Linked DNA regions of Homo sapiens: all the other regions are linked to region 4. Evidence: read pairs that join two places in POLR2A ChIA-PET (ENCODE). Cell type or tissue: HepG2. All regions are shown on one strand.

The links. ChIA-PET counts read pairs that join two places held together with the same protein. Peaks named below come from ENCODE experiments on the same cell type or tissue, not always from the same donor. Only the 100,000 strongest peaks of a DNase experiment are listed, where the experiment ranks them.
Region 1: POLR2A ChIA-PET joins it to region 4 with 34 read pairs; 7 of 35 experiments call an interaction of 5 or more read pairs at or near these places.
Region 2: POLR2A ChIA-PET joins it to region 4 with 10 read pairs; 9 of 35 experiments call an interaction of 5 or more read pairs at or near these places.
Region 3: POLR2A ChIA-PET joins it to region 4 with 15 read pairs; 11 of 35 experiments call an interaction of 5 or more read pairs at or near these places.

Annotation. Positions count from the first base shown.
Region 1 is chr20:47,452,539-47,457,538 of GRCh38, reverse strand. No RefSeq gene overlaps it. Among named protein-coding and RNA genes, the nearest start is that of LINC01754, 43 kb to the right of the region's middle. RefSeq lists an enhancer at 3,482-3,691 and silencers at 3,908-4,108, 4,187-4,387. In HepG2, no CTCF peak of the experiment used is centred here; DNase peaks (open chromatin) are centred at 2,158, 2,758 and 4,238; H3K4me3 peaks cover 628 bases.
Region 2 is chr20:47,462,789-47,467,788 of GRCh38, reverse strand. No RefSeq gene overlaps it. Among named protein-coding and RNA genes, the nearest start is that of NCOA3, 37 kb to the left of the region's middle. RefSeq lists a silencer at 3,030-3,324. In HepG2, a CTCF peak has its summit at 3,327; a DNase peak (open chromatin) is centred at 3,108.
Region 3 is chr20:47,415,595-47,420,594 of GRCh38, reverse strand. No RefSeq gene overlaps it. Among named protein-coding and RNA genes, the nearest start is that of LINC01754, 6.0 kb to the right of the region's middle. RefSeq lists an enhancer at 4,041-4,540 and a silencer at 4,767-4,816. In HepG2, no CTCF peak of the experiment used is centred here; DNase peaks (open chromatin) are centred at 2,504 and 3,104.
Region 4 is chr20:47,357,207-47,362,206 of GRCh38, reverse strand. No RefSeq gene overlaps it. Among named protein-coding and RNA genes, the nearest start is that of ZMYND8, 3.0 kb to the right of the region's middle. RefSeq lists enhancers at 1,128-1,422, 1,293-1,442, 2,788-3,082, 2,647-3,254, 3,255-3,862 and 2 more and cis regulatory regions at 1,030-1,685, 3,188-3,401. In HepG2, no CTCF peak of the experiment used is centred here; DNase peaks (open chromatin) are centred at 1,316, 2,906, 3,236, 4,456 and 2 weaker places; H3K4me3 peaks cover 4,163 bases.

The DNA of each region.
Region 1 (5,000 bases), 95 kb before region 4:
CAGTGACTGCATGCCAACCTCTCTTGTTAGCACTTGACAAATATTAACCCATTTAATTTTTATCAATCTCAGGAAATACGTACAATTATTAAGCCTATTTTACAGATGAGGAAACAAAAGCATAGAGCGTTTAAATGACTCATCCAAGGTCTCACAGCGAGTAAGAGGTGGGGCCGGGATTTGAACGCAGGCAAACAGATTCCATGTCTACATTCTTCATGATGATTTTGACCACCTCCATATTATTTTGGTAATGCATCTCTGGCAGTTTACTGAGTATCAGATAACAGCGAATTGGGGGAAGGTTGGGGAAAGCAGTTAAGATCAGTGTTCATTCTGTGCCAACCTAAAGTATTCCTAGAAATAGCAGATAACTGAGGCCGGGCGCAGTGGCTCACACCTGTAACCCCAGCATTTTCGGAGGCTGAGGCGGGTGGATTACTTGAGGTCAGGAGTTGGAGACCAGCCTGGTCAACATAGTGAAACCCTCATCTTTACTAAAAATACAAAAATTAGCTGGGTGTGGTGGCCGGTGCCTGCAGTCCCAGCTACTCGGGAGGCTGAGGCAGGAGAATCACTGGAACCTGGGAGGCGGAGGTTGCAGTGAGCTGAGATCGCACCACTGCACTCCAGCCTGGGGGACTAAGCGAGACTCTGTCTCAAAAAAAAAAAAAAGAAAAGAAATAACAGAAAATTTACATTATGTGTCTCCCCTAGGAAAGCTATAATAAAATAGCCACCATTTAGGAAACTGCTGCTGTGAATAAGCTGCTGTGCTCACAGAAAAATACACTATGATAATCTCAGTTGCATCAATAAATATTCTATGTACCAGGCTCTATTCTAGATACTGAGGATACAGCCCTGAAAAGACCAACATGATTTAAACCCACGTGGAGCTTCTTGGGACCTACATTAACCACATAGTGGGGCAGAAGAGACGCTGCACACGTCTAGAGCTTATACCTTGAAAAACTTTGCAGCTTCCATTTTCACTCTTTTGGAACTCTGCCCCAAGACCACCACACCAGAAGAAACTCTGAAAGAAAACCCACAGAATGAGAGAGACTTAGCCACCTGGCTGTCCCGGCTGAGCCTTCAGCCACGTGCAGCTTCATGAGCAAACCCAGGTGAGACCAACAGAAGGGCCATGCAACCACCCAAAGACTCATAAGAAATAATAGGCCAGGCCCAGCGGCTGACGCCAGGAATCCCAGCACTTTTGGAGGCTGAGATGGGCAGATCCCTTGAGTCCAGGCCTGTAATCCCAGCACTTTGGCAGGTCGAGGCAGGCAGATCACTTGAGGTCAGGAGTTTAAGACCAGCCTGGCTAACAAGGTGAAAGCTCGTCTCTAATAAAAATACAAAAATTAGCCAGGCATGATGCTGCATGCCTGTTATCTCGGCTCCTTGGGAGGCTGAGGCAGGAAAGTCACTTGAACCTGGGAGGCGGAGGTTGCAGGGAGCTGAGATGGTGCCACTGCACTCCAGCCTGGGTGACAGAACAAGATGCCATCTCAGGGGTTGGGGGGAGATCCCTTGAATCCAGGAGTTGAAGACAGCCTGAGCAACATGGTGAAACCCCGCCTCTACAAAAAATTAGTCAGGCATGGTGGTACAGGCCTGTAGCCCCAGCTACTCGGGAGGCTAAGGTGGGAGGATCACTTGAGACTGGGAAGTGGAGGTTGCAGTGAGTTGAGATCACACCACTGCCCTCCAGCCTGGGTGACAGACACCCCATCTCAAAAAATAAATAAATAAATAGTGGACATTTATTGTATCAAACAAATTCCCAATACATCATTCAGTGTCCAACTTGGGGTGGGGGTGTGTTTTTTTGGGGGGAACCTAATTTATCTCAGATCATAGAGATTCAAACCAAGATCAGAAGAGCTGGTGGTTGGTTGTTGTTTCTGAAAACTCATAGCTAGACCCTCAAAAGTTAATAAATGCAACAGGATTTAAAACTCAGCTTTGTTTGTCTTGGTGTGTTACGAAAGAACACAAGAAAAAAATTGCATTTCACCACTCCTGTGGCTTAAGAAGAAAGCGACCAAACAAGTCAATTAACCTGTAAGTGAGGGCCCAGTCATGTGGTGGAGAGACTCTCCTGCCGCACACAATCACTTACAGAGGAGCGGAGTCAATAACAGCCAAAGATTTCACCTGATAATTGTCAAAATGTTTAAATACACCATTACAGTGTGCAAACAGGACTTTATCTTCAGCTCCAAGCACATCAAAACCACTGGTTTAATTCCAGCAGCTTATGCTTTCAAAGGAGTATTGAGTGAAGGCATACAGGGATGGGCTGAAATCCACACCTTCCCCCAGGCAGATCAACAAACCTTTTCGCTGGGCTGAGTCCAGCTTCTGAACTTTTGTACAAAATCTCTAACACCCACTGTCACAAAAAACTGAAGACCTGTCTTAGGACCAGGGATGGATCCAGGTTTTGTGGTACCTGAAGCTTAGACAATTTGGGGGAGCCTTCTTTAAAACAAATACAAAATTTAAGTACAAAATTAGGTATAAAAGTGAATGTTTAGGCCAGGTGTAGTGGCTCATGCCTATAATCCCAGAACTTTGGGAGGCCGAGGTGGAAAGACTGCTTGAGGCCAGGGGTTCGAGATTAGCCTGGGCAACATGTGAGACCCTGTCTCTACAAAAGATTTTTTAAAATTAGCCAGGTGTGGTGGCATGTGCCTATAGTCCTAGCTACTCGGGAGCTGAGGCAGGAGGATTGCTTGAGCCCAGAAGGTTGACACTGCAGGGAGCCGTGATTGCACCACTGCATTCCAGCTTGGGAGACAGAGCGAGTCCCTGTTTCCTGTTTCAAAAACATAAATAAAAAAGAAGAAGAAGAAAGAAAAGTAGAAGAAGAAGAAGGAAGAAGAAGGAGGAGGAGGAGAGGAAGAGGAGGAGGAGAAGGAAAAAGGTGAATATTTAAAGTGAGAACAGGGCCAGATGCAGTGGCTCACACCTGTCATCCCAGCACTTGGGGAGGCCGAAGCAGGCAGATAGCTTGAGCTCAGGAGTTCGAGACCAGCCTGGCCAACATGGTAAAACCCTGTCTCTACTAAAAATATACACACACAAAAAATTTAGCCAAGTGTGGCGGTGTGCACCTGTAGTCCCAGCTACTTATGGGGGGCTGCGGTGGGAGGATCACTTGAGCCCGGTAGGTTGAGGCTGCAGTGAGCCAAGATCATGCTACTGGACTCCAGCCTGAGTGACAAAGTGAGATCCTGTCTCAAAAAAATAAATAAAATAAAATGAGAAATCACAAAAAAGTCATGGGGCTGTGTTAGCCAGACTCCAAAATGCCCTCCAGTGATCCAATGATCCTTTGCCTCCTGGTGTGCCCACCTTGTGCAGTGCCCTCCTCTATTGCACCAGGGTGGTCTGTGTGACCCGTAAAATTAGGCAGAAGTGATGGTGCATCATGACAATACTGCTTCTGTCTTGGTTCTTTCTCTCTCTCTCTCTTTTTTTTTTTTTTTTTTTTTGAGATGGAGTCTCACTCTGTTGCCCAGACTGAAGTGCAGTGGCACCATCTTGGCTCACTGCAACCTCTACCTTCTAGGTTCAAGTGCTTCTCGTGCCTCAGCCTCCTGGGTAGCTGTGATTACAGCGTGCACCACCACACCTGGCTAATTTTTGTATTTTTAGTAGAGATGGGGTTCACCATGTTGGCCAGGGTGGTCTCAAACTCTTGACCTCCAGTGATCTGCTCGCTTCAGCCTCCCAAAGTGCTGGGATTACAGTTGTGAGCCACCACACCCAGCCCCTCTCTCTTTCTTAAAACTTCTCTCTTGGTTTCTCTCTCTCTCTCACTTAGTGAGGGAGCCAGCTTCCATGTCATGAGGGACTGAAACCTTCTGACCACAACCACATGAACAAGCTCAGAAACAAATCATCTGGCCCCAAAGAGGCTTCCAGCCTCTGCAGCCCAGCCAACAGCATGACTGTAAACAGGGCAGATACCCTGAGGCAGAACCACCCAGCAAAGCCACTCCTGGATTCCTGACCCACAGAAACTGTGAGATAAATGTTTTATTGGTTTAAGCTGCTAAATTTTGAAGCAATTTGTTACACAGCAATAGATAGCTAATACAGAGGCCTTCAGAGACTCATGTTCCTGTCTTCTGGGATGGTTTTAGGTCATTATTTATTTACTTACTTACTTATTTTTCTAGACGGGGTCTTGCTCTGTCTCCCAGGCTGGAATGCAGTGACTCAATCATGGCTCACTGCAGCCTCCTGAGCCTCCCGGGCTCAGGAGATCCTCCCACCCCAGTTTCCTGGGCAGCTGGGACTACAGGCGTGTGCCACTGAGCCCAGCTTTAAGTAATTTTCCAGAAGCGTTCACATACAAATGCTTTCTCTTTGCAGCCTGGATTCCATCCCCACTGAAAACTCCTTCCAATGCCCAGCACTACTGAATCTCTGCTTCCTAAAGGTGTGTGGAACACTGAGTAGGAACTCAAGCTATATTTGCTGAATACATGGATATACAAGAGCCTTGCAAGAGCAATATTTCATCCTTATTTTATAGATCAGGAAATGGAAACTCAGAGACATTAAGTAACTAGCTTAAGATCACACAGCTAGAGACCGACTAAGTCTTAATTCCTCAATGGAAAGTTTTTAGAACCTGTAGTGTCAATTTCTTTGATGCTTTCCATAGTACCAAGTACATACTAAATGCTTAATGCAGATTGACTGAAAGAGTTAATGGTGTGAGATGGGTGTGGTGGCTCACACCTGTAATCCCAGCACTTTGAGAGATTGGGTGGTTGGATGGCTTGAGCCTAGGAGTTCAAGAACAGCCTGGGCAACATACTAAGACCCCGTTTCTGCTAAATGATGTGGTGGCTTACGCTGCACCTATGGTCCCAGCTACTTGGGAGGCTGAGGTGGGAGGATCACTTAAGCCAGGTAGGTCAAGGCTGAGGTTAGCTGTGATCGTGCCACTCACCTCTAGCCTGAGTAACAGA
Region 2 (5,000 bases), 110 kb before region 4:
GGAGAATTGCTTGAACTTGGGAGGCGGAGGTTGCAGTGAGCCGAGACCGAGCCATTGCACTCTAGCCTGGGTGACAGAGTGAGACTCCATCTCAAAAAAAAAAAAAAAACCCCACAAAAATCAATTAGCTGGGTAGCTGGGTGTGCGCCCATGGTCCCAGCTACTTGAGAGGCTGAGGCAGGAGGATCACCTGAGGCCGGGAAGTTGAGGCTGCAGTGAGCCGTGATTCCATCACTCAATGCCAGCCTGGGTGACAGTGAGACCCTGCCTCAATCAATCAATCAAAGAAAATATTCCTCCAGCACCAGTTTTCATGCAAGGGAATTTTTGTTCAGTTTGGTTCAGCCAAATAAAGTCCAGGATAGAACCTGGGTCTATCAGAGTTCCCCAAATTTCAGTGACTCATGTAACGCCTTTGAGATTTTTGCCATCGCCACAAATCACCTTTTTTTTTTTTTGAGACAGCGTCTCGCTCTGTCACCCAGGCTGGAATGCAGTGGTGCAGCTGTTACAGTAGGTAGCTAGTCAGACATGAACAGAGCAAGAGAGAGTTCCCCCACAACACACACACACCAGGAATGTCAGGTGACCAGAGGTGACCATCAGGTGATGCTCAGGCGGTTGTTAACTATCTCTCTAAAATAATGATTGGTCTCAGCCGACTCCAGGGAAAGGCAGTCTCCCAATAAGCAGAAAAAAAACAACAACCTGAAACTGGTGATCAGCAGCTTCCCAGTAAGATCTCAGGACTGGGTAAATGGGCTCAAGCATGGGAATTAAGAGGCAAAATGGCAAAGTTTAACTGATGACCGTCTAGGGACATTCAACTGGTAAGGGAAGAATGCCTCAAGTGAGCACGTACACAACTCCAATAAACACATTGCACGTGCAGACAGCCCATCCCCAGTGAAAAATCACGGGAGAAGGAACTCAAGACCCCGGAAGTATGTCAGCATATGAAACACAAATCACAGGTAAAACAGAGCGCTTGATTTCTCAAGTCGCCCGCCTGACCCTCTTCCAACATAGAAAGGCCCTGTTTCTACAAAAAATTTAAAAAATTAGTTAGACGTGGTGGTGCACACCACTAATCTCAGCTACTTGGGAAGCTGAGGTGGGAGGATCACTTGAACCCAGAGTTTGAGGCCACAGTGAGCTATGTATTCCAGCCTGGGCAACAGAGCAAAAGACCTATCTCAAAAAAAAAAAAAAAAAAAAAAAAAAGAAATGGTTTGACCAGTTAGAATTTTTCATTCCTTCTGGGTACAGTGATTGGTTCAAGAATGGGGTTGTGATCCAAGCCAAGTCTTTGAGGCTCAGTTCTTAAACTTTTGTTGCAACAGTTGCCTAAAAGATTCCTCTGGAATTGCTAACTTGGTAGGAAGTAAGTCTGTAGTTGCTGGAGCCACCACTCGGTAAGATTCTGCCTGAGAATAAAGCGGAGATGAGCAATAAAAACAGAGACCAAATAATTATGACCTTGTTGCTCAGATCCAGCCATGCCTGAAGCTGGGAAACTCTGAACTTTTGAGTTGTGCCAGCCAATACATTTCTCCCTAACATCTTTTTTCTTTTTGGTTTTTTGTTACTTGCAATTGACTGATAAATATACCACCACAAATGGCAGGATACATAGCAGACATTATTGTTGGCCTACTCAAAAACTTTTCTTCCTTTTTAAATGAGAATTCTGGTTGGGACCAGATGTCCACCCCTCTCCTGCTGGCCATGTGCTTCCAGGGAGATGGATCCCAGTCCCAACCCCAGCCTGAGGAATACATATGAACCAATCACGGTGATCCAGACCACTTGTCAGTGGTTGGTTTAGGCTTATCACGTGATGCCCTCTAGCCAATAAGACAAGAAAAAAACTCCGCTGCACGCTGGGAAAGGTTTTTCTCATTAACAGAAACGTGTTGTTATGACTTGAATGTCTGAAATTGTGGGCATTATCGTGGCATCACGAGTGAGAATATCTAACACACTAAGAGAGGCAGAGAAAGAATTTAGGTTCTGACAATATTTGAGCCCCTGAGAACTATCTATACCTATGGATCCTTGACAACTTGAAAGAGTTGCTCTCTTGGTGGCAAAGTTACTGTAGTAACTGAAGCCTCCCAAACCGACACCACCACACAGGAGAAAAGCATATGCTCAGGGCTTTCTCTTGAAAGGGAAGAAACTGCTTCCCTTCCGGAGTCCCAGATAAAACCTTGGATCTCATTGCCTCTCACTCAGTGATGTGTTCATCTGCGAACCCTAACAAGAAGACCAGGGAGGCCGGGCGTGGTGGCTCACGCCTATAGTCCCAGCACTTTGGGAGGCCAAGGCGGGCGGATCAACTGAGGTCAGGAGTTTGAGACCAGCCTGACCAACATGGTGAAAGCCTGTCTCTACTAAAAAAATACAAAAAATTAGCCTGGCGTGGTGGCATGTGCCTGTAATCCCAGCTACTCAGGAGGCTGAAGCAGGAGAATCACTTGAACCTAGGAGGCAGAGGTTGCAGTGAGCCGAGATTGTGCCACTCCAACCTGGGTGACAGAGTGGGAAGGCCAGGGTAAAGAAAAGACTTTGATTGATGTAAGCCAATCAGGACCCAACTCTGGAGCATGGGGCAAAGTAAATCTTATTCCAAAACACATGGAATTAGAGTGTGAAAGTTGGTGTTCTGTGGTTCCATTAATGGTGTCCTGGAAAGATTACAAAAGAACACTTACATTCTCTTCCAACCCAGGAAGTCATAGGACTTTGGGGGCGGGGGTGGAAGGAGAGAGAAAGAAACATGTCATTTGCTCAACATGGTACTTAGCATTATCGAAGATTAAGAAAATGTGTAGCACATGATCCCTGCTCTCAGAGAATTTACAAGTGAGATTAACTGCCCCTTAATATATCAGTTTGGGAGACCTGCCCTTCAAAGACTATATTTTTTTTGTTGAATACTCTATTAGAGTAACGCTAGCCACTGTAACAAATAACGCTCACATTTCAGAGGCTTGCATAATAGAAGTTTATCTCCTCTAGCGCTGCATTGCCAGTTGACTGACAGCTTTCCTCCATCCCTGGGGCCTCATCGTTGATGTCTGCATCCAGTGGTGGCAGGGGAAGGAGAATGGAAAAGGCGCACATGTTTCTCAACTGCTTTGTGCAGAGCTAATACACATTGCTTTTGCTCACATTCTATTTGCAGAATGAATCACAGGCTGTACCCAGATGCAAAGGGGATTGGGAAATATTGTCCCTGGCTGCTTTCCAATGACAACTCTATATCCTAAGGATAACTAGCCGTCTCCGTCACTCAAATATTGCCTGTAGTAATGGCAAATGCCCACAAGGATGCAGAAATGCCTTGATCGTGTTTAAGCAATTTAAATCATATACCAAAATTTCTCACTCTCAGCCCGATTGACATTTCCGGCCAGATAATTGTTTTGGGGTAATCCTGTGCATTGTAAGATTCAGTTTAGCAGCATCTCTGGCCTCTACCCACTAAATGCCAGTAGCACCCCCACCACCAGTTGTGACAATCAAAAACCTCTCCAGACAGTGCCAAACATCCCCTAGGACACAGAACATTTCCATCCCCCAGAAAGTTCCCTCTTGCCCCTTCCCAAAACAAGATAACCACTATCCTGACCTTTATCACCCTTAGTTTTCTCTATTCTTAGACTCCACATAAATGGAATCATACAGAATGAACTCTTTTTTTTCTTTTTTGAAACAGAGTCTCGCTCTGTCACCCAGGCTGGAGTGCAGAGGCATGATCTTGGCTCACTGCAACCTCCGCCTCCCTTGTTCAAGGGATTCTCCTGCCTCAGCCTCCCAAGTAGCTGGGATTACAGGTGTCCGCCACCACGCCTGGCTAATTTTTTTATTTTTTGTAGGAACATGGTCTCACCATGTTGGCCAGGCTGGTCTCAAACCCCTGACCTCAAATGATCCACCTGCCTCAGCTTCCCAAAGTGCTGGGATGACAGGCGTGAGCCACTGCATCCGGCATGAACTCATGTATCTGGCTTCTTTCACTCAAATAATGCTTTTCAGATTGAGTCACGCTGGATGCCCCAGTAATTCTTTCCTGGCTGTTGTTGAGTAGAATTCCATTTTGGGACCATACCATCATTTGTTTACCCTCTTGTTGTCGGGCACTTGGTTGTTTCCAGTTTGGACTATTATGAAACAAGCTTCTATGAACATTCTGGAACAAATTTTTTTTTCTTTTTTTTTGAGATGGAATCTTGCCCTGTTGCCCAGGCTGGAGTGCAATGGCAAGATCTCAGCTCACTGCAACCTCCACCTCCTGGGTTCAAGCGATTCTCTTACCTCAGCCTCCTGAGTAGCTGGGACTACAGGCGCGCACCACCACGCCCAGCTAATTTTTTTCCTCAGGTGATCCGCCCTCCTCAGCCTCCCAAAGTGCTAGGATTACAGGCATGAGCCACCACACCTGGCCTGGAACAAGTATTTTTATGGACATGGGCACACATTTCTCTTAATCCAAGAGTGGAATTACTGGGTCAGCAGTAGGTAAATGTCAAACTTTATTAGGTATTATAGTTAACCTATATTATTTTTAAGTTGTATTTATTTATTTATTTATTTTTATTTTTTATTTTTTGAGACGGAGTTTCGCTCTTGTTGCCTAGGCGGGAGTGCAATGGTGCAATCTCGGCTCACTGCAACCTCCGCCTCCTGGGTTCAAGCAATTCTCCTGACTCAGCCTCCTGAGTAGCTGGGATTACAGGCATGCGCCACCACGCCTGGCTAGCATTTATTTATTTTTTAGAGAGTCTTGCTGTGTTGCCCAGGATGGTCTCAAACTCCTGGCCTCAAGCGATCTGCCTGCCTCAGCCTCCCAAGGTGCTAGGATTATGAGCATGATCCACCACACCCAGCCTTCTCCTTGTACCCTTTCCTTCACCCTTCTTCAGAGGTAACCACTCTGAGCCTTTCTGCTCTGTCCTTCTAGAACATTCTTTCTATTTAGGCAGCTAGTTTAT
Region 3 (5,000 bases), 58 kb before region 4:
AGCTCACTCCACTGCATTCTAGCCTGGGCAACAGAGTGAGACTCTGTCTTTAAAAATAATAACAATAATGAAATGGGGGTTTTGCCGTGTTGCCCAGGCTGGTCTCGAACTCCTGGGCTCAAGTGATTTTCCCACATCAGCCTCCCAAAATGCTGGGATTACAGGCATGAGCCATTGCTCTCCCAGCCCTGAGATCCTATTTCTAGTCCCTCTGTGCAGGGAGGGAGTGCTCAGAGCAGTGGAGCAGGAGGGACAGGGAAGATGGGGATGCTGGAAATCATTCCTCCTCCTCTCTGCTTGCCCTTCCGTGAACTCCTTCCCTCTCCTAGGCCCCTCTACTTGAGCATCTTAATCTGATTCTACAGAGTAATGTAGTTAGGGGCATCCCTCTCTTCCTGCCCCAGGTCTCCCAGCACACATCTTTCCTGAAATTGACAGAAGGAAGCAAGAGCCCATCTGTGACACAGGGCAGCCATGCACAGTGCAGGCTCTATGCAGACAAGCAAAGTCATCTGGTTTGAAGTGGCCTTCTTGATCAGGAACCACCCCTTCCCTACATCTCATAACGTAAGGGGACATTTTAACCCGCGTGTAAGATGCTGGTTAACTCACGTTTGGGAAACCCAGTTTGCTGCTGTGTTCCCAGCTGCGCCTGGAACAGCCCCTCTCTTCAGGTGATGACAGACAGTGTAGTTTGGTTTTATGGCTCTAGTCTAAGAACTGCTTAAATTGATGCCTGCTTTCACCCCAGCACCGCCTTCCTTTTGAGCCCCTACTACGTGGGGACAATTTGCATATTAAGAAAGAGGTAGTCCGGGCACAGCAGCTTACGCCTGTAATCCTACCACTTTGGGAGGCAGAGGCAGGAGGATTGATTGAGGCCAGGAGTTCAAGACCAGCCTGGACAACATAGTGAGACCCCTGTCTCTATTAAAAATTTGAAAATTAGCCAGTTGTGGTCAGGCGCGGTGGCTCACGCCTGCAATCCCAGCACTTTGGGAGGCCGAGGCAGGCGGATCACCTGAGGTCAGGAGTTCGACACCAGCCTGGTCAACATGATGAAACCCCGTCTCTACTTAAAATATTTTTTTAAAAAATGCCAGGCGCTGTGGCTCAACGCCTGTAATCTCAACACTTTGGGAGGCTGAGGTGGATGGATCACGAGGTCAGGAGTTCGAGACCAGCCTGGCCAATATGGTGAAACCCCCTCTCTGCTAAAAACACAAGAATTAGCTGGGCATGGTGGCTCGCGCCTGTAGTCCCAGCTACTTGGGAGGCTGAGGCAGAAGAATCGCTTGAACCCAGGAGGGGGAGGTTGTAGTGAGCCAAGATCGTACCACTGCATTTCAGCCTGGGTGACAGAGAGAAACTCCATCTCAAAAAAAAAAAAAAAAAATTAGCCAGGCGTGGTGGCAGGCATCTGTAATCCCAGCTACTTGGGAGGCTGAGGCAGGAGAATCACTTGAACCCGGGAGGCAGAGGTTGCAGTGACCCGAGATCGTGCCATTGCACTCCAGCCCGGGTGACAGAGCGAGACCCAGTCTCAAAAAAAAAAAAAAAAAAAAAAAAATTAGCCAGTTGTGGTGGCTGGCACATGCCTGTGGTCCCAGCTACTCGGGAGGCTGAGGGGAGGATTGTTTGAGCCCAGGAGGTCGAGGCTGCAGTGAGCCATGATCACACAACTGCACTCCAGCCTGGGTGACAGAGCGAGATCCTAGCTCAAAAAAATAAATAAATAAAAAATAAATAAATAAATAAAAAAGGAAGGAAGGAAAGGAGGGAGGGAGGGAGGGAGGAAGGAAGCCGCTAGCATTTAACAGTGCAGGGGCTGAGGGCAGGCTGGCCAATGAGAAAGTTATCTGTGAAGAAAGAAGGGAGGGAGAGATTCTTGGTCCTGTCTGATGGTCTCAGGGCTAAGGGAGGGAGGATGCTGGGAATTATATGGAAAGAACATCTTGAATTGGAAACATTTTATTTCCTGGATTTTCACATCAAGGGTGCATTACAAAAAAAAAAAAGTGGATGATTATTCTTGCTGTTATAAGAACCGGAGTTCACAATAAAATGAGGCCAAACTGCCTCTTTAACCTCCATGAATACTGTTGTCAATAACTGTGGAGATTTTTTTTGCTTTTCCGAATCACTGTAACTTTCCTTTCCTGGGGGCACGAAATGATGACTGTTGAGGCAATGCAGTGAGTGGTAATGTACATTGCAATGTTACTGTGCCAGAAGCATAAAGGATTTGATTTTTCCTTGGAAAGGTAGTAATTATTGTAGCATGAATCATCATTTTCTCTAACTTTTGCCTAATATTTTGGGAGGCTATTTCGTACTTTTCCAAATGTTTGCATTCATTTTCCTATTTGATCCCTACTGCAAGTAGGGAGAAATCTTTGCCTTAGTGTAATATTCTTTGACCTTAGCTCTAGACAAAAGCACTATCCTACCAACCAGTGCATTTAACAAAGATCAGCGAGCATTAAACAAAGACCAGCCGGCACCTTATATGATTCAGGGTCACGACCCTCATAGTGCCTTGGCTTTACTTCAAAGGGATCTGTACTTTGGAAGAAAAGTCAACTACCTAGACTTCTGTTCCTCCTTTGACCCAATAAGTTTCTCCCTTCTGCCCAAAGCCAAGCCTTGTCTTGCCTTCCTTTCTTTCTCTCCTTCCTTCCTTCCTTCCTTCCCTCCTTCCTTTCTTCCCTCCCTCCCTCCTTCCTTCCTTCTCTTTCTTTTCTTTTTAACAGGGTCTTGCTCTGTCACCCAGGCTTAGAATGCAGTGGCGCAATCTAAGCTCACTGAAGCCTCAACCTCCCGGGTTCAAGCAATCCTCCCACCTCAGCCACCCAAGTAGTTGGAACCACGGGCACACACCACCACGCAGCTAATTTTTTGTATTTTTTGTAGAGATGGAGTTTCACCATGTTGCTCAGGCTGGTCTCGAAATCCTGAGCTCAAGATCCTCCTGCCTCAGCCTCCCAAACTGCTGGGATTACAGGCATGAGCCACCATACCTGGCTGTTCTGATTTCTTGGGGCTAATTGTCAGTGCTCTTTGACCTCTGACCAGAGGAACTTTTCAAACCCCTCTCTGGCAGTGTTGTGCTGATAAAGAGGCTCTCCAAGGGAAAAACAAACAAACAAAACAGCCCTGGTTTGCAGCATTTGCCCATTTCTGTGGTGTAAATACTTCCACCATGGCTAATTTCAAGCTACCTACAGTGTACAACTGACTTAAGATTCCTGACTTTTTAGGAAGTGGCTCTCCGGAGCAGGGACAAGCCTATTTCGGCATTCTACTGCCTATGTCTGAAGCACAAGCAAGGTTATTCTCTACATTCTTTCTTTTTTTTTTTAGAGACAGGGTTTCACTGCAGCCTCAAACTCCTGGATTCAAGCAATCCTCCCACCTCAGGCTTCCAAGTAGCTGGGACTACAGGACCACTACACCTGGCTAGTTTATTTATTTTTTGTAGAGATGGGGTCTCACTGTGTTGCTCAAGCTGGCCTCAAACTCCTGGGCTCGAGGGATCCTCCCACCTCAGCCTCCCAAAGTGCAATTTCTTATTAATAGGCAGCTGTGCCACTTCTAATCTTTTGCCTGCTCTACCAAAGCTGTGAAAAATAACCTTGCTGTCACAGTGAAAAGTGGGTGAAGGGTGCTCCAGGCAGAGGGGAGGATATGAACAGAGGCTTGCCGTGGACACCTGTTGTTTTTGCCTGCCTGCGGCTATTTCCCTTCTTGATTGCCAGTGTTCATGTTTCAGATGGGGCAGATTCCCCCACCAGTGCTGGTGGGAGGGTGTGAGGCACAAGACCCAAGGCTGACTGATCAGTGAAGCCTACCCTACTGATCACAGCGATTGGTTCAGGGATGGTTGTGTCACGCCAGCTGATTCAATGAGCCTTATCCACAGGGCCTTCTTCTTTTTTTTTTTTTTGAGACAGAATAGTCTCGCCCTGCAGCCCAGGCTGGAGTGCAGTGGCGCAGTCTCAGCTCACTGCAACCTCTGCCTCCTGGGTTCAAGCGATTCTCCTGCCTCAGCCTCCCAAGTAGCTGGGACTACAAGTTTGCACCACCACACCCAGCTAATTTTTGTGTTTTTAGTAGAGACAGGGTTTCACCATGTTGGCCAGATGGTCTCAATCTCTTGACCTCGTGATCCGCCCAACTTGGCCTCCCAAAGTGTTGGGATTACAGGCATGAGCCATTGCACCTGGCCCACAGGACCTTTTTCTAGAGCAATAAAGAGGAAATGAGAGTCCTCTTTCCACCTGGATGGCTAATTAGGCTGCAACCTTAGGACCATCCTTCCATCCCTTTGGGAGAGACTGAGAATGAAGATAATGCAGTGGAGACTAGGGGCAGCCAAGGGAGACTAGAGCCATCTATGTCTGAATCCACCTTCTTGGGTCCGTCCTTTCTTTCTTTCTTTTCTTTTCTTTTCTTTCCTTTTCTTTTCTTTCTTTCTTTCTTTCTTTCTTTCTTTCTTTCTTTCTTTCTTTCCTTCCTTCCTTCCTCCTTCCTCCTTCCTCCTTCCTCCTTCCTCCTTCATTCCTTCCTTCCTCCCTCCCTTCCTTCCTCCCTTCCTTCCTTCCTTTCACAGAGTTTCACTCTTGTTGCCCAGGCTGGAGTGCAATGGCGCGATCTCGGCTCACCGCAACCTCCGCCTCCCAGGTTCAAGCAATTCTCCTGCCTCAGTCTCCCGAGTAGCTGGGATTACAGACGCACACCACCATGCCTGGCTAATTTTTGTATTTTTAGTAGAGACGGGGGTTTCACCATGTTAGCCAGGCTGGTCTCGAACCTGACCTCAGGTGATCCGCCCACCTCAGCCTCCCAAAGTGCTGGGATTACAGGCGTGAGCCACCACGCCCGGCCTTCTTGGGACTTTTCGGTTGTATGAGCCTAATACACTCTAAAGGCTTAGTCCAGTTCGAGTTGGGTTTCTGTCACTTGAAACTGAAAGAGTTCTGACTAACCCAGTCCGAGGC
Region 4 (5,000 bases):
CAGTGAGCTGAGATGGCGCCACTGCACTCCAGCCTGGGCGACAGAGTGAGACTGTGTCTCAGAAAAAATAAAATAAAATAAATAAGTGGCTGGGCATGGTGGCTCACGCCTGTAATCCCAGCACTTTGGGAGGCCAAGGCAGGCGGATCACGAGGTCAGGAGATCGAGACCATCCTGGACAACATGGTGAAACCCCCGTCTCTACTAAAGACACAAAATATTAGCTGGGTGTGGTGGCATGTGCCTGTAATCCCAGCTCCTCAGGAGGCTGAGGCAGGAGAATTGCACGATCCTGGGATACGGAGGTTGCAGTGAGCTGAGATTGTGCCACTGCACTCTAGCCTGGGCGACAGAGTGAGACTTTGTCTCAAAAAAAAAAAAAAAAAAAGGGAGAGAAAAAAAAATAAAAGGATCACTGGCAGCCTGGGTGGTACAGTGTGTGTATGTGTGTGTGAGTGCATGTGTACAAGCGTTTGCAAGGGCGGAAGCAGAGAGCTCAGGTAAGATTCTTGCAACCATCCGGATGGGAGATGGTGTTCTACTGAGCTCTAATATATGTCAAGTGCTGTGTTCAACTCTTGAGGGCATGATGGTGAAGAATTCAGACAAGGTCCTTCCTTGCCTCGTGAAGTGCTCAGCCTGGTGCACAGTTTCTCAGCCTCTGCACTATTGACATTTGAGGCTGGCTAATTCTCCGCTGGGGGGTCTTGTCCTATGTGTTGTAGGATGTTTAGCAGCACTAGATGCCAGTAGCACTCCCCACTTCCCTGAAAGATCTTACAACCCAAAATGGAGACAACCCAAAATGTCCCTAGGCATTGCTAAATGTCCCCTTGCGGGGGCAAAACCACCGGTCCAGTGGGAGGGAGAAACAGAGCGAACGAATCTATAGTCTTCTGCCCATAAAAGTAATTGCTAGGAAGAAAAAAGAGTAGGGCCTGAGTTTTCCTGCTTTTCATTTTCCTTCTGCTCCTGCATCCCTTGCTCGGCGCCCCACCCGCGCTGTGGCCATCTGCCTGATGAGGGGCGACCATCCACCCCCTGCCCTTTCCACTAGCCCTTTTTGTTTTCCCTCCCGCCGTTTGCCTAATCCTGCCAGTCCCTCCTAGAAAGAGGTAAAAAAACAAAACAAAACCAAAAAACCCCACACCCCTCTCCTAGTAGGCATCTTCTCCAAGGGAGGGAGGCTCCTATCTGCCTCTTTGTGGCTGTAACATGACACAGTCAGCTCCGGGCTCTGAAGGTGAGCCCTTCTGTCACCGTGCCCGAAGTTGGCCTCGGTTCTAATTGGCCAGAAAGGAACAAAACAAAACAAGATATTTAAAACACTTCCCTGACTCAATCCTGTCCATTTCGCGTAACGGTCAGAGAGGCCTGCTGTAGCTGGAGGCCGATAACTGCAAGTGTGCTTATTTTTGTAGGCAGCCGAACAGGCTATCTCGGGATGCAGCTTGTGGGGCCGCTCCTGCTGCTGCTCGCCTGGCTGGAGGCCAGCGGAACGGGCGAGCCATTTCAGGGAGGCCAGGCCTCAGCTCGTAAGGTGCTGGGGGAAGGGAGCTGGGGCCAGCCTTTCCTCTCCCTCGAGACCAGTGTTGTTACTGTGACACTCTGCCTGGCTCCCCACAGCCTGATTCTGTACCCCAATCCTCTCTGTACCCTGGGAATATTAAGAGAGACACGTTTTAATCTATTTTTATTAGCTCATTGCTTATTAATATCACCAAAGAACCTGCTTGTTTAGGCCTGTGCTGGCTTTTCTAGCCAGAGGCAGAATGATTGGACTGTTTTCTTCCCTTTCCTTAAAGGGCTTAAAGCCAGGGTTTCCCAACCTTGGACATTTTGGATCAGATACTTCCTTGTTGTGGCGGGGCTGGTCTTGTGTACTTATAGGATGTTTTGCATCATCCTTGGCCTCTACCCACTGGATACCGGTAATACAACCTCCCTAACTGTGACAACCCACACGTCTCCAAGCATTGCCAAATGCCCCCTGAAGGGCAAATCCCCCCATGGTTGAACCACTGGTTTCAGGGAATATAAAAGCCTAATTTTAGAGATGGCAAAGTGTTCCCCCTTGACATCTTGCATCTTGCTGGAGGTTGGGAGGGAGAGGGTCGCTTCCTCTGGGCCTCAATCTGTAATGAGGGGCATTTGAATGAGTCTAATCTAAAAGTTTCCTTCAGCGCCATCATTCAATACTGAAAACCCACCTCAAAAGGGTGGGTCTTCAGGTTGCAGCATTGAGTTGTGATGATGCCACTGCACTCAAGCCTGGGCGACAGAGCGAGACACTGTATCAAAAAACAAAAAAGCAAAAAACTGGTCTACCTCCTAAAAGAAAACACAGATTATGCAGTTGCTGTTCGTAGGTTTCAGCCTCATTGTTTCTGCTGTGCTTGGTTCGGCTTTGCTTTTGCTTCTTTCTTTAGAGCCAGGAGAAGGTACAGAGTTTAGGGATGTGAAGTGCTAACGGGGTGGACATCTGATCTCTGGCACTTCCCAGCTGTGTGACCTTGGGCAGCTCACTTCACCTCTCTGGGCTTAGTTCCAGGTTTCTAACAATGCCACCTACTTCAGGAATCAGTCTATGTAAAGCACTAATTTAGAAGTAACTGCTGGGATACTCACTGCAGTGGGGCTTTAAGAGGAGCTGCTGAATGGATTTCTAGATTGAGACCTGCAACATTTGGTTTTATTTCCTGCTTATCAGCCACATTCCATGAAGCCCAGGACCAGCCCTTCGTAGGCCTGCCCCAGGCTTTCTTTTCAATCTGTGTTCCTCCCAGGATTCCATCTGCCACCATACTTTTGTGTCTGTCCCCAGCCGAATTGCTGTTTTCCAGATAACCTCAGACCTACCCGAATGCCAACAGCATTCCTCAAACAGAGCAGAGCTGCCAGAATAAGCCAGCAGCTTCCTGCTCTTTGCCCCAGAAAACATTTCAAGTGATCAAGTGATCAGAGAGAGGGAGGGAGGCGGGGAGGATGCTGTAGCTGCTTATGCAACAAGCTTTAATCCCAGGTTAAAATCCACCACGCACACCAGCGGCATATTTTATTTCCTCATTGGTTCGTGGACTTAGCTGCATGGGAGATCTGCCACCAACCCCACAGTCCTGTTTGTTCCCCTCAAAGCAGCACCCGCAGAAACAAACAGCATTCCATATGGGATGGCGGTGGAGGGCCGCTGCCCACACAGCTAGGAGGGTGAGCACGCACTGCTTCACTGTGGCCTCCACCTCTCGCCTCCTCCCATTTAGTCTCCCCATGCAGCTTTCTACCTCCAGGAAGAGCAGGCCCCTCCCTTTTGGTGAGGCCCAGGCCTGCTGTCCTGAGCCCTGGAGCTTTGTCAGGTTGGGTGGCCATGGAGCTGTCCCTCCCTGCAGCTTGGCCTCAGCAGCCTAAAACAGTAACAACAGCAACATCCTGTCCGTTTTTATAAAGCCTGGGTCCTGCCCTGCCGTACAGTGAGTTTCGATTCCCAGCTCGTTCCTGAGCCTGTTTGATATGAGATTCCCGGCCAGGAAGAATTTATGTACAAGCAGTGGGCATCTGTTGTCCATGTGGGGGTTGGGGGGGGGCAGGGAAAGCAAGCCATCAGCTCTTCGTTTTCTTTGTGGGAACCGTGTGGGACAAGAAAGCCCACAAGTCCTAATTTTAGGAGGAGAGGGGAGACTTTATTGCTCCGGAGTTATGCCTCCTGGCATATGGCTGCGTTAACTCTGGACGCTTTCTCCAGCCTCTAAAGAATGGTGTTTATTTAGCTTCTGTGGTTCCAGGTTGCTGTTTTAAAAAATCCTGTTAATTAAGCACCTTGTCATTTAAAATGCCGAAGAAGGAAAGAGAGCGAGAAAGCTGGGGACATTTTACGGTCCTTTTCTATCTCTGGGTACAGACCAACTGCGAAGGCAGCTTTAGGGAGGAGACCAGCAAAGACCTCCTAACGCAATTGAAGTGGGTAGAATTGTAAGCAGCTCTGAACAACCAGTTAATATTTTACTGGGGAGCGGTGCCAGAGATGGGGGGGTGGGGGGGCTGCCAAATGGAGGGCTGTGTGTGAAATCGCTGCTCCATCTGCCTTGGGGGACGAAAAGAAGCCGTTCTCTGTGCAAATAAATGGAAGCAAGAATCCTTAGGAAGCCCAGGGGATTTGTCTGCCCACCGAGGAGGGCCCAACTCCCCCAGGCACACACATACAGGGATGATTGTGGCAGGAAGGGCTGACCTACGGGGGTAGGCCTGACGCATAATGGGGGCTCTTGTTTCCGGGCTGAGCGTGCCATCTTTCTGTCTCCCTCTGGATTGAAATGGCTTCTCAGCCCGAGAGGCACTGCCTGTGCCCTGGATTCACAAGGTACACGCCTCCCTGGGAAGCAAAGGCTGAGAGACAGCGGCTCTCTCTCTCTCTTTCTGCATCTGCCGGGAGAGCTGCAGCTGGTATTTTTCCACAGGCCTTCGCTGCGATCTCAAGGCCTAGTTTTTCCCAGCCAGGCCCCGAGTCCGAGAGAGGGTTAACAGGCAGGAAGCCGAAGGCATCGCAGGCTAATACGGAAGTCAGATTTGTGTTTAACTGACAGGTTTAGCAGGTCTCGGCCGCGGGGGAGGGGCCGGGAGGGAAGGGAAGTTTGTAGATCCAGGCATGTGGCCTGCGAGGAGGGCTTTGGGTTTTTCTTAGGGTAAGGACCGAGAGGGGTCCCCCTTGGCATCGTGGCAGGGCGACAGGAACCCACGTTGATTTTGCCTGCAGGACTGGCTAAGCAGGGCGCGAGAGGCCCACGGCTCCCTGGCCTGCCTTGCAAGGAGGCATGGGGACAATGACTATGCAAACTTGACCACTCTGCTCCCCTCCTCCCCTCAGCAGCTACTCCTCGCTCCTCTGAGAAGCCAGGGCTGCTCTCTGCTGATTTTTCGGGGCTCCCCCGGGCTGCCTGCTTCCCCCAGCTTCTCAGAGGCCTGCCTCAAGCCCCTTTTTCTGGCCCCTTGGCTGTTTCCCCGGGACT